2 separate regions of the Homo sapiens genome follow, and region 2 is linked to region 1. Evidence: read pairs that join two places in POLR2A ChIA-PET (ENCODE). Cell type or tissue: HepG2. All regions are shown on one strand.

Region 1 (2,500 bases):
GAATCACTTCGATTTTGGTCCAGACTGAAAAACAGCACCTCCTTTATACCCGCACACGCACAGCCATTCCTACAGGACCTCACACTGCATTACTTCAAGCCCAAGGACGAAGGTGACCTCCTCCCCCTATCTGAGGTGATCCCATGCTGTGGTGGGGTCAAAGGTGTTTGAACCAGAGCGACTCCATTTGAGTGAGGGCTGGGGAAATGGGGCTGGGACTTGCTGGGCTGCATTCTCAGAAAGTTAGGCATTCCTCGTCTCTAGATGTTTACAGTTATGGCAACAAATTAATAATGTTTACTAAACAGACCCAGACTTGGGAGTGTCCAGATATCTGGATATCTGGAGAACAAAGGGATTCCTAATTTTGCTTTAAAGATGATAATATTGATTCCTGCAAAATATAATAATTAAGAAAATAAATCCTTTATCACAAACCCTTGTAGCAGAACACATCTCTCCGTATATATGAGTATCACACCTAGGGTGGACGTGTTCCTCCTTTTACTTTTGGGAACGTCCTACTCTGTCTATGGAGTAGCTGTTCTGCTGTTCTTTCACTACTTTACTCTTTTTTTTTTTTTTTTTTTTGAGATGGAGTCTCACTCTGTCGCCCAGGCTGGAGTGCAGTGGCGCGATCTCAGTTCACTGCAACCTCCACCTCCCGGGTTCAAGCGATTCTCCTGCCTCAGCCTCCCAAGTAGTTGGGACTACAGGCACCTGCCACCACACCCGGATAATTTTTTGTATTTTTAGTAGAGACAGCATTTCACTGTGTTAGCCAGGATGGTCTCAATCTCCTGACCTCGTGATCTGCCCGCTCCGGCCTCCTAAAGTGCTGGGATTACAGGCGTGAGCCACCGAGCCCAGCCTACTTTACTCTCTTAATAAACTTGCTTTTACTTTGCACTGTGGACTCACCCTGAAATCTTTCTTGCACGAGATCCAAGCACCCTTTCTTGGGGTCTGGATCTGGACCCCTGTCCTGTAACAGTGGTGCATGCCAAACTCCTACAAAAACTTGTAGGAGTTAAGAACCTTGATGGCACAGTTTGCCCTAAGGCCTATTTATAAAAGCCCTCACTTAAGAAGTAAAATTATTGGTGGAAGAATGAAAGACAATACCTCTGGCTTTAAGGAAGCCATTCTTAAAGAAGTACTAGGAAACAGCCGTGAAATCACATGAGCATACAGTGGGCTGTTTTCATTCTATCTCGTTGCACACTAGGCCCTTCATTGACGCAGCAGCTCAGTGTCGGTTCCCGGTTTCCTAATCGAAAGCAGCACCCCTCTGCACCGTGTTTGTTGAAACACACCAGCTGCCCTGTGGGAAAAACAAACACAAACTGCACTATGTACGAGTCTTCCAGGGTCATCTCGCCTGGCCCTCTATTTGTACAAGGCAGATCTGACCCTTTGTCCTTGGCTGGCCAGCTCTTCCCAGCTCTGAAGCTCTTCCCTTGGTCTTAGACCAACTGGGGTGCACAGCGTGGAATCCTGAGGCAGTGAGCAAATCCCTGGGGACACTGGGGACCCTTGAGCTCCATCCCTCAGCAGCCTGCTGCTTGGAGGCCCCACTGGCCAAAACAGTCCCTCTTCCAGGAAAGACCTCCAAGTACTCATGCAGGAGAAGAAAAATGAGATTCTGCCTTGCACTTTTATCCCTGTCTACATTTTTTTTGTTGTTGCTAAAAGACACATAAAGTCAAGAGTCAAAGTTCAAGATCCTAAATACGATTAATAATAGGATAGCCCAGCAATTGTACCCATCTGCCTTAGACAAATTCTAGCACATGTGTACAAGGAAATGTGCAAAAATGCTCACATTCACATTCATGCTGTAGAAGACCAGAAACAACAAACAGTTCATTCAAAACAGTATAGGTAAGCTTTTGTTTATTCACATAATGAAATACTACACAGCACTTAAAACAAATGAACCAAGCCACCTGTATCAACATGGATAAACCTCAGAACATACTGCTGGATTAAAAAATAAGCCACTAGCCAGGCGTGGTGGCTCACACTTGTAATCCCAGCACTTTGGGAGGCCAAAGCGGGCAGATTGCTTGAGTCCAGGAGTTTGAGACGAGTCTGGGCAACATGGTGAAGCCCCATCTCTATGAAAAATACAAAAAATTAACCAGGTGTGGTGGAGTGCACCTGTAGTCCCAGGTATTAGGAGGCTGAGGTGGGAGGACTACTTGAGCCCAAGGAGGTCAAGGATGCAGCGAGCTGCACTCTAGCCTGGGCAACAGAGTGAGACCCTATCTCAAAAAAAAAAAAATAAATGTAAGTACACTATTTATAGAAAAATCTAAAACAAGGGAAATCCAAAATAAATACATACATCTCTTCAAAGTGGAGATGGTTAGCTGTATCTATAATGTTGACAAAAATAGTCAAACTCTGTGAAACATTTAAAGACATTTATTCTGAGCCAAATATGAATGATCATGGCCCAAGGCACAGTCTCAAGAGGTCCCGAGAACATGCGCCC
Region 2 (2,500 bases), 68 kb after region 1:
ATAGTAAAGCTTTCCAGCACCATTCAGACTTGTTGGGAAGATTTTTTCCAGGGTGCAGTTTCTTTTTTTTTTTTCTTTTTTGTTTTTGAGATGGAGTCTCACTCTGTTGCCCAGGCTAGAGTGCAGTGGCACAATCTGAGGTCACCGTAACCTCTGCCTCCCAGGTTCAGGTGATTCTCCTGCCTCAGCCTCCCGAGTAGCTGGGATTACAGGTGCCCACCACCACACCTGGCTAATTTTTGTATTTTTAGTAAAGATGGCATTTCACCATGTTGGCCAGGCTGGTCTTGAATCCCTGACCTCGTGACCGGCCTGCCTCGGCTTCCCAAAGTGCTAGGAGTACAGGCATGAGCCACCACGCCCAGCCCCAGGATGCAGTTTCATATGGAAAATACCACATGGAATCATTTCTAGAAAGCAAGAATCCCGGGGACAGCCACACCGGAGAACACCATGCAGCTGGTTGAAGGGTGAGGAAGCTGTCTGTGTAATGGCTCAAAAAGACTCCCATAAATGTTGCTAAAGTTTCCTTTTAAAAAGTCCTTTACGAGAGCATGTGTGCTGAGAACCAGGAAGAAATAGCTGAAGGGAACGCACCAGTGTTCATGGGGGTTACTGCTAGGGGCTAGGGTTGCAGAGGAAAAAAAGATAATCACTTTTTTGTTTCAATATTTCCGTATACTTTTAATTTGTTCCATTGAGCACATACTAGTTTAGGGTTTTTTCATTTGTTTTAAATTTTAAGCAAAGAAAAACCAAACACACACACACCGTAGTCACTTCCCACCCCCACACGGTGCTCCCGGCCAACCCAGGATCCTCTGCCCCAGGTGACATCAGTTCCCTGTGCGCCACATGGCACAGTTATCCCCTTACTCACAAGGGCAGGCAGAAGTGCCTTCCGCGGTGTTCTGGGGCCCAAAAGCTTATGCACTTTGGGGACACCATGTTGAGGAAAATGATACTAACCTATTACAAGTCTAAAGCAAGCTCCAGGCCTTGGAGAGGTCATCCAAGTGTCGGCCCTGGAGCTGACGCTTCCTCAATCATAGGGTGAACCGTCCCAGGGTAGCTGGGCCTGGACCCGTCTCATCAATTACAAACTCTCCCGAGCCAGTGACCCTGGGCCTCCTCGAGTTACAGAGCAAACGGTGCCGCTCAGGCCTGTCTCGGCCCCCCATCCACCGCTGCCCGGGAATGTGCTATTGCACACAGGCCTCCCCAGTGTTCTCCAGCAGTGTTGTGGGCCAGCACTAAGGTCAGCAGGCCATGGTCACCAATGACCTGTCATAGGCATCAAGCCAAATCCTACTGGACTCTGTAGGGAAGAAACAACGTATACTTCATAGATACTTACCAAGATAGCCTCCCGGATTTTGAACCAAGTGGGAAAAGTTAACAACCAAAAAAACATAACTATATATAAACCCTCCCGGGCAATGTTGGCCCACCATTGCCAACCCTCAGAAACCCACCCAGTGGGGGACACGCTGGCCACATGGTCAGAGAATTACGAACTACCTAGAAATGACCACTCCTGTTGCACAATAATGCAACACCAGAAGGCAAACAGCAGCAGCCTGTCTTCAGTTTCCACACTGTATTCATCACGAATTTTCTGTATTGATTTTTGTTTTTTAAAAATATGGCATTAAATGTTACTTATCCTAATTACTGGATTTCTGATACCCCCATTTGAGTGCCTCACTTGCCTCACCCTAAATCTAGAACTGCCCATCAGCCAAGAAAGTGCTGGGAGCCCCACTGCCTCACAGAGGCGCCAGCAGCTTCCACGCAATTCTGCCACCAGACTTCTGGTAGGCAAACACTGATCTCCCGCTCGGGGGGGCCAAATGTCAATACCCGCAGCAGGGCTTATCGCATCGCCCCGGTACAAAGGCCTCCTCTGACGCATCCCCCCAGCAGAAAGAACGTTCAGGTGTTTGATACCATGGTTGGGAACGTTCCCACAGGTAGCAGGAAGACGAATACCGCCGCTTCAGTCAATCTCATACGACGGCCCCCAAATCCCAAAAAGGCTTAGTATGAAATGCCCATCCTAGTCCGTGAGTGTGGCATGTCCGCAGTTTGTTCCTTCAGATGTTTCCTACGTTTCTTCCTTCCGGTGGGTTCTTGGCCTTGCTCACTTCAGCAGTGAAGCCGCAGACTTTTGCAGCAAGTGTTACAGCTCTTAAAGGTGGCGCATCCAGAGTTGCTCGTCTTTCCAGGTGTGTTCGTGGGCTTGCTGACTTCAGGAGTGAAGCCACATACCGTACAGTCAGTGTTACAGCTCTTAAAGGTGGTGCCAACCCAGACACTTTCTGCTTGCAGCAATAACATTTATTGCCAAGGGAGAAAGAACAAAAAGAAGAAAGCTTCCACAACCAATAAGGAGACCCGAGCGGATTGCCAGGGCTGGCGCTGGTGACCAGCTTTTATTCCCTTATTTGGCCCCACCCACATCCTGCTGATTGGTCCATTTTACAGAGAGCAGATTAGT

The links. Peaks named below come from ENCODE experiments on the same cell type or tissue, not always from the same donor. Only the 100,000 strongest peaks of a DNase experiment are listed, where the experiment ranks them.
Region 2: POLR2A ChIA-PET joins it to region 1 with 6 read pairs; 3 of 35 experiments call an interaction of 5 or more read pairs at or near these places.

Annotation. Positions count from the first base shown.
Region 1 is chr15:31,156,718-31,159,217 of GRCh38, reverse strand. It overlaps a transcript of TRPM1 not described here. Among named protein-coding and RNA genes, the nearest start is that of TRPM1, 56 kb to the right of the region's middle. RefSeq lists an enhancer at 1-275. In HepG2, no CTCF peak of the experiment used is centred here; a DNase peak (open chromatin) is centred at 1,337.
Region 2 is chr15:31,088,224-31,090,723 of GRCh38, reverse strand. All of the region lies in intron 1 of TRPM1 (transient receptor potential cation channel subfamily M member 1), which reads left to right. Among named protein-coding and RNA genes, the nearest start is that of TRPM1, 12 kb to the left of the region's middle. In HepG2, no CTCF peak of the experiment used is centred here; DNase peaks (open chromatin) are centred at 1,163 and 1,843; H3K4me3 peaks cover 692 bases.